Regions from separate parts of the Homo sapiens genome. Here region 2 is linked to region 1. A link is a contact called in ENCODE Hi-C or POLR2A ChIA-PET data. All regions are on one chromosome and are shown on one strand. Each heading gives the region's core, a stretch centred on a gene start or an enhancer-like site at or near the end of the contact. The rest is flanking DNA. Distances are from core to core; before and after follow the strand shown.

What was found. A loop is a pair of places that touch in the nucleus more often than their neighbours do. ChIA-PET counts read pairs that join two places held with the same protein, here RNA polymerase II (POLR2A). Pooled maps may share reads with other maps.
Region 2: a pooled map shows a loop between it and region 1 (2.7-fold over the local background). The contact joins the promoter of HTR1D here to the enhancer-like site in region 1. A Hi-C loop is called at or near these places in 1 of 37 single-sample maps with no recorded cell type and 6 of 50 pooled maps. POLR2A ChIA-PET finds 5 or more read pairs at or near these places in 2 of 52 experiments (K562 and PC-3).

What each region holds. Positions count from the first base shown.
Region 1 is chr1:23,097,882-23,101,803 of GRCh38, reverse strand. The region is part of intron 2 of LUZP1 (leucine zipper protein 1); the gene reads left to right. Among named protein-coding and RNA genes, the nearest start is that of MIR3115, 56 kb to the right of the region's middle. Within about 2 kb of position 1,368, at least 15 of the 41 ENCODE cell types and tissues checked have a DNase peak (open chromatin) inside an H3K27ac peak, as active enhancers do; they include PC-3, where a contact is called at or near this core.
Region 2 is chr1:23,215,328-23,219,089 of GRCh38, reverse strand. HTR1D (5-hydroxytryptamine receptor 1D) reads left to right here and starts at 1,588. Exons shown (of 2, transcript NM_000864.5): 1 at 1,588-1,799.

The DNA of each region.
Region 1 (3,922 bases), core at 119-2,618:
GAGGCAGTAGAAAGAGAGGTGTCTACTTTGCTTTTGGATGATCCAGGAGGTAGCAAAGCATTTCTTATCCTGGCTACTTAGGGCCAAAAGGTCAGAGATAAGTGACCTCCTAACCCCATTTTCAGTCTAGTTCCTTGTTTACTCTGGGGAGAAGGGATGATCTTAGTGAATCACTATTTTTAGGAGGATTTTCCCTGATGAAACTTACTTTAGGTATGCATAGGACTTTTCAAAGTGCTTTTGCTAACTTTATTGCATAGTGTTGCTGTAAGGTAGTTGATATTCTTTTATTTTTTCAGAGGAACTAAAGCATAGAGAAAATCAGTGACTTGGCCAAACAGTATGGTATTCTTAAAAGAATATAAACTTTGGAATTGGACCTAGATTCACTCTGACTGTCCTTGCTAGCTGCGTACTTTGGGAAAATTTGAGAGTCCTTGCCCCATAAGGTTATTGTGAAAGCTGAATAGAATAATAGTAGTAGCTTACTGTTTGTTGTGACTTATGTGCAAGGTATTCTGCTAAGCATTTTACATGTCCAGGGATTACCATATTGTTTTTGTGTGGACATTGAGGGAAAACCTCCGTGGAGTAACGTAGGAACATGTAAAGTAAATGATCTGAGATTCCTGATACCTGCAGAAATCATGTATATAAGGTACTTAGTATTGCCTGTAGTATAGTACTGCCCTATTTGTGGTTGTACTTATTTGTTCCTTTATACTCTTTTGTCATTGTTAGTTTGTTTATAGAGTAGTGCTTAGAACTCCTCATTTTGTAAAAATGCTTAAGAGTTTATAAGGAGGTGATTTTGCATAATGGGAAGAATCCTGAACATAGAGTCAGGAGACTGAAGTCCTTGACTTTTGCTAAACTGCTGGAAAAAGCACAGTATTTACTTCTGAGTCCGTTTCCTTGTTTCTAAAATAAGGGGTTTGAATGAAGTAAGTGATTTTATTTTAAATAAAAGCTATGTAGAATTCTTTAATAAAGTCATATAGGAGAAGCCCAATATTGTAAGAAGCTAAAAATCAGTTGCTTTGGTTGAGTAAGTGAAAGGAGCCTGGAGTTCAGCCTGCTCAAAATATCTCCCCTGTTGTCTTTCCCCTAAATGACCCCAAGGGGATTTGCTGAGTCTAGTTTGAAAACCAGTTGACTAAATGATCTTTAGCTACCTTCTGGCTCTGAAATCTCATTCTGAGGAGTGGAGGAAGATCCAGAAATGTTTTCTACTACTTCTCCAACATTTGGTCCGATAACTAGAGCTGAACATCCTGTGAGTGTTGTGGTTTTTTGATGTCTATGTCCTGTTTGTGTGGCATAGACCTGCAAGAAAGGGCTTCCCAGCAGGTCAGGGGGAGAGAATTGTGGTTGAGACATTGTGCAAGTGGCACAGGGCTAGGGATGAGATCATTCAGAGCATTACCACAGGGCCTGAGATTCTGTGCTGTCTGTTCACTCTTGCCATCTGTTTTCTCCTTTGTAATCCATGATTAGGTCATGGACATTCTTATTATTTTCTGTTAATGGTCATTGCCAAAGGGCCGACAAGCTATTTGATAATTAGGAGGCTCACTCATCAGTCAAATTCATCGAATTTTCAGCATTCCCTGTGTGCTAGGCTCCCTGCTGGGTACTGAGAATATAGTGGTGACACAAGTTGGAGAGAAGAATTGAGTAAATAAAGCTGCAATAGAGTGTGATAGGTTCTGTGATGGGAAATATGTAGCAGACTGTGAAAGCAAAAAAGAGAGGCCCAGATCTGGCCTGGGGTTTGAAGAAGGCACTCCAGAATTTTCCAGAAGGATGTATTGTCTAAAGTGGGATCTGAAGAAATGAGAAGGAATCAAACTAGTGAGGGACCAGAGGGAAGAGGGAGGGCGAGGATGTAGATGAAGAGGCTGGCGGGGCCACATCATGAAGGGCTTTGGGTGCCATCATGGGGAATTTGGACTTTATCCTAATAGTAGCCAGGACCTTTAGAGAGTTTTAAGCAGTGGTGTGTAATACCTGCTTTCTCTGTATGTTTCCAGTAAGTATTTGCTACATATTTACTGGGTTTAGCTTTTTCATTGCCTGTACTAGTTGATTCATATCATCCAGAGTCTTGATAAAACATATAAAATTGGCACTAAAAGCCAAATAAATAAAACGGTGGTATAATTCCCAGACTCTCTGAATTCAGAATTATGATAATTTATAGATGGGGCTATACTAAGGTTTAACGTTTCCTTCTTTTGAAAAAGAGATTGTGAAAACTATAGTATAAGCTAGTACAAATAAGATGTGCTGAGAGAATGCTACAGTTTGAGGATAAGCTGGGTTTTCTTTAACAGCTTTATTGAGATATGCTTTATTTATCATGAAGTTTATCTCTTTAAAATACACAATTTAATGGTTTAAGCATATTTATGAGGATATGCTGTTTTAAAGCACTTTATAGATGAATCATATATCATTTGTCTTCCAATGACTACGATGGCAACACAGACCCTTTGTATCATACACTCATTTAAAATTGGTGTGTGGTCTAAACTTAATTAAGTCCTCCCAAACCAACCCTGTGTATACATTGACAAGATTTTAATTGTACCACTGGGCAGAAGGCCAAATGCAAGAGTTTTTAAAAGGGAAAAGCTTTCTTTTTAAAAACATAAACTATAGGAGGTTTTTTCCCTCTCCGTTTTTGAGAATGAGGAAGCAGGTAGGCTGGGGAAAGGAGAAGGGGGACCAAAAGAGGCAAAGATGAGAGGACAGAGAAAGATGTACCCAGAGAAGCAGAGTGATGGACAGGGAGCAGTATTCGGGGTGGGCAGAATCTGAATGGAAGCGGAAGGCTTGGTTTTTTCAACACCTTCAAGCGTTGGTGTTTTTGAGGAGCTGAGCTTGGGCTCCATCTGGTGGTTCTAGGCTTATAGTGCAGCCATTAGAAGAATCAGGCTTGGAGAGAATTGGCATTTGGCGTCTCCTCCAGGCCCAATTTCAGTTGTTTTTCTTTTGCCCTGAGCTTTCTCATAGGATCATTGTTGGAGTCATTTCTTCCCTCTCCAGTGGTGGCTGTTTTTCTCTTATGTCTCAGACTGTTTCTTCACTCTTGTCCTTGATTTTTAAATGTGATCTTATTGGACGACATCACCTAATACTCTATCGTTGCTGCCGTCTGTCGACGCCCTGAGTCACTGCCCCTAACTTCTCAACAACTTCAGATTCTGTCTTAACGTCACTCTTTCCAGCATTATTCCTGTTAATTTATGGCGCTTACATGCTGGTGACCCTTGCAACACCTTTACCTCTCAATTATTTCTCTCTTCTAATGATCTTGTTCTCTACTTCTCCCTACTCCCCCACAGGATTCCTATGATTATACCTTCGTTTTTGACATTATCAATAACTACAGTCCCTCCATGATTTCAATTCCTTGAAGTCCCTCTCTGATTTCTTTCTTCTATATTTCAGGCTTAGTTTCCTCTGGTACCTGGTACCCTTACTCCAACAAGCCTTCAAGTCCCCTTGGGACCTTCACTTCATTAGTTTCTATTATATTTTCACTATTCTTCACCTCCTTCTGTACTGAGTGAATTTAAAGTCCCTCACACACATCCTCTGCTCTCCTGTCCTTCTTTTGCTTTGTTCTGCAGTGCTTCGATCTGGTTCAGTCCAATTCTGGTTTCTCTATTCTTTTGTCTGTTCAGCCAGCTGAACAAGACTGGAGAAAAAGAACTTTGTGGATTGGTTTCACTTTAAATCATTACCAGGAATTTCAAGTGGGCCCTTATACATCTAATATACATCTCATACACATGTCCCAAATGAGACTCCTCATCTTCCTTCTCAGACTGCTCCATCTGCGGTCATCTCCATTTGAATTGATGGTAATGCTGTCCCTCTACAAATTCAGCCCAGCCACCTTAGAGTCTACCTT
Region 2 (3,762 bases), core at 339-2,838, 120 kb before region 1:
GGTCAATTCATCAAGAAGAAATAACAGGGTTGGCCACAGTGGCTTACACCTGTAATCTCAGCACTTTGGGAGGCCAAGGCGGGAGGATCACTTGAGCCCAGGAGTTTGAAACCAGCCTGAACAACATAGCAAGACCCCGTCTCTAAAAAACAAACAAACAAACAAAAACAAAAAACAAACAAACATAACATAACAATCTTAATGCCCCTAACTAATAACAGGCTTCAAAACACATGAAGAACAAGCAGATAAAGACCCAGTAAGGAGCTGAGCGCAGTGGCTCATGCCTGTAATCCCAGCACTATGGGAGGCCGAGGCGGGCGGATCACGAGGTCAGAAGATGCAGACCATCCTGGCTAATACGGTGAAACCCCGTCTCTATTAAAAATACAAAAAATTAGCCGGGCAGGTGGCACGCTTCTGTAGTCCCAGCTACTCAGGAGGCTGAGGCAGGAGAATCGCTTGAACCCGGGAGGCGGAGGTGGCAGTGAGCCGAGATCGCGCCACTGCGCTCCAGCCTGGGCGACAGAGCAAGACTCCGTCTCCAAACCAACCAACCAACCAACCAACCAACCAACCAAAAAACCGGTAAGGACACAGAAGGCAAGGCCAGTTCCTCATGAGCTGCGAGAAACCTGGACACAAGCCATGGCCGGTGTTCGTGCCTCTTCACTGTCTTCAGTGGAAGCCTCTTGCTGGTCCTGTCTTTGTGCTCAAGTCTTCTCTCTCCCCTGGTTCTCTGCAACCAGGCTGGTTCATCTCAGCATCCCAAACACCTGCTGGGGGCTGGGGGCTGGCACTCGGAATCTGTCCTTTGAAGGATGCTGGGAGCTGTCCCTCCCCTACCTCTCTGACCGCCCCCCCCCCCCGCCCCCTTCCATTCATCCAGCTTGGACACCATCCGGCTCAGGGTCTTTCCCAAGACCCACTCCTTCACCTCCTAACTTTGCTCAAATGCTACTTTTGCAGGGAGGTGCCCCTGAGCCCTCACTTCCACTCCCTACCTTCTTTCTCTGCTTTCTTATCCTCCCTACCCTTTACCTCTATAAATATTTTATGCATTTTGCGTATTAAATGTGTTGTCTCCCCGCAACAGAACGGAAGCTCCCTTAGGTCTACCTCTGTTTTGTTCACTGCTGTATCCCCAGTGCCTAGAACATGCCTGACACAGTAGATCAATCAATATTTGTTAGACGAAGAAAACAAAAATCCAACTAGGAATGAACACCGGGGACCCGGACGGATAGGGGAGGCTGGACTTTCACCAAGTGTCTCTGGGCATGGCCCACCTCCCTGCAGACCCCTACCCCAGAGCCAGCCCACCTGCCCTCCTACAGGTGGGGGCCGGAGAGCGCTGGCCCGGGGCCTTTTCCACCTCCCTTCCGCTGCGCGTACCCACCCCGGGTGCTGGGCGGGGGCTGCTACGAGTCGCAGGCCGGGGCTCGGAGCTCCGGACCATCCCGAGCGGGGAGGCCGGGGGCCAAGCCTTCCTCCGGGCGGGCGGGGGGCCGAGTAGGGAGGGAGCCCGGCGAGGGAGGAGCTGGAGGAGGGAGCAAGGAGGAGCGGCGGGCGCGGGAAGGGGAGCGCGGAGAAGGAGCCGCAGGGCTCTGGGAGAGGCGGAGGCAGGTGCGGGATCGCGAGGGCGCGAGCCGGAAAGGGCCCCGGGGCGGCGGGGCGGGCGGCCCCCGAGTTCGGCGGGGGTCGCGGCGGAGACAAGGCGGCCGCGACGGGGAGACGCCGCGCGAGGAAGTGGATCGGGCGGGTACGCCGGGTGTGCGCACCTGCCCGCCGGGCAGCGGGTAAGCTCTCGGGGCCGCGTCTGCAGCCTGGCCCCAGCGGCCGTCCGCGGGGAACTGAGGCCGGGAGCGGCGCCCCTCCTGGGGCCTCGGGGGCCCGGGGCGTCCCGCCTCTCTGTGCCCTCGGACGGGCGCGCGCCAGGGAGAGGGTCCCGGAGGACCTGCCCGGCCGGAGGGAGGCCACCGGGGGTGGCCGTCCAGAGCCCCGGGAGAAAAGGGAGGACTGAGGCAGCGCCCAGGGAGGCTGCGGGATCCCACGCGCGCGTTGGGGGTGCCCAGCGCCCAGGCGAGAACTGGAGGGGCAGGAAGCACCCCCGGGCCGGGGACCGCGACGCCCCCCGAGGGGCCCCGGGCGCCAAGGGAAGCCGGGCGCTGCCCCCTGCTGGCCAGGTTCGGGCGCGGCGCCGCGGAGGGGCCTCCCCTCTCTGGAGAGAGTTGAAGGGGGTCCGGTGTGGAGCCCCGGCTGGCTCCGGGCTGGGGCTGACCGGCTCTGTGACCTTGGGCAGGTCACTGCATCTCTCCAAGCCTCAGTTTGCACGTCTGTCAAATAGAGGGGCATTCTCTCACTTTGCAGGGTCCCTGGAAATAAGTGAGATCCCCGCTAGATGCTTTTTTTAGAAACTGTAAAGTTCTGTATAAATCCTAGCTAATCACATAATGCCGGAACTGGAAGGGCACTGAGAAATCTGCTTTATTACAAATGGGGAGAGTGGGGAATCCGTCTTGCCCAAGGTCACACTACCAGTAGAAGAATCTAAGACTAAAGTCCCCAGGTCTGGGAAAGTTCGGGATTAAGAGCAGGGCTCTCAGTCAGGGTCCCGGTTGCATTAGCAAACTGGCCTTGGCCACCTACTAGCTGTGTGATCTCAGGAAAGCCCTTACCTTCTTTGAGGTGTGGTTTCCTCCCATATGAAGTGGGGACAACAATTCTCACCCCACAGGCTTACTGTACAAATCTAATGGGATTGTCACTCAGCACAGCCCCTGGCTCCAAACCAGAGCTCAGCCACTAGTGGCCATCATTTCTCTGAGTAGCAGCAGCAGCAACCCCTCCACTCTTCCTTGCAACCAGCTTCCAGTGTTTTCCAGTTGAGCCCGTGGTGTGGGTCTGCGCTGTCCTCTGGATCACACAGCCACTGGCTGGGGTCTCAGCCCTCCTCACAAGGACATTTGGGGACACTTTATCAGCAGCAAGTGAGGCCATTGGGGTAGCCAGCCTTTTTCAGTCTTTAGTCCTGCTCCACTGGTGGGGAGAAGTAGGCAGCCTTTGTCATTGAGACATCCAGGAAGCTGGGACCTAGAGGGTGGCTAGGAGGGAGGGACCAGGCCAGCTGGACTTGACTGGCAGGGGCTAGGGCCTCTACCCCTACAACAACCTCTACAAGCACTTCAGGGCCCTGCTGTCAGACCAAGGCTTTGATCTCATGAACAAGTAAGTCCCAGTGCAGCCCGTGGGTGGGGGATGGAGATCATGTCTCTGCAGCCACAGAAGCCCTGAGCCCTAGTGCTGGCTTCCCAGTCCCAGGCCTGCCTGCTGGCTCACCGCCTTCCAGAACCTAGTACAGGGCCAGAAAAACAGAGATGCTTCCTTAGAGTTTGTCAGTTACCTGATGGATCAATAATGAGGGCGGGACCACTGGCTCATCCCTTCTCTCCTAGGCCACGGATGGATGACTATTCTTTTTGGTGAGAGTAATGTGAATGTGAGCAGAAATACAGATTCTCAGAGTATGGAGTTCCCAGACCTGAGAGGTCTCTTTCATTGCACAGATGTTTCCCGTCTAAGGCCCACAGAGGGGCAGGGGTCAGCCATGTCTTCCAGGAAGCTGAATTCAGCAGACACCACTCAGTCTTTTTGCTTATTTGTTTTTGTTTTTGAGACAGGGTGGTGCTCTGTCACCCAGGCTGGAGTGTAGTGGTGTGATCATGGCTCACTGCAACCTCAACTTCCTGAGTTCAAGTGATC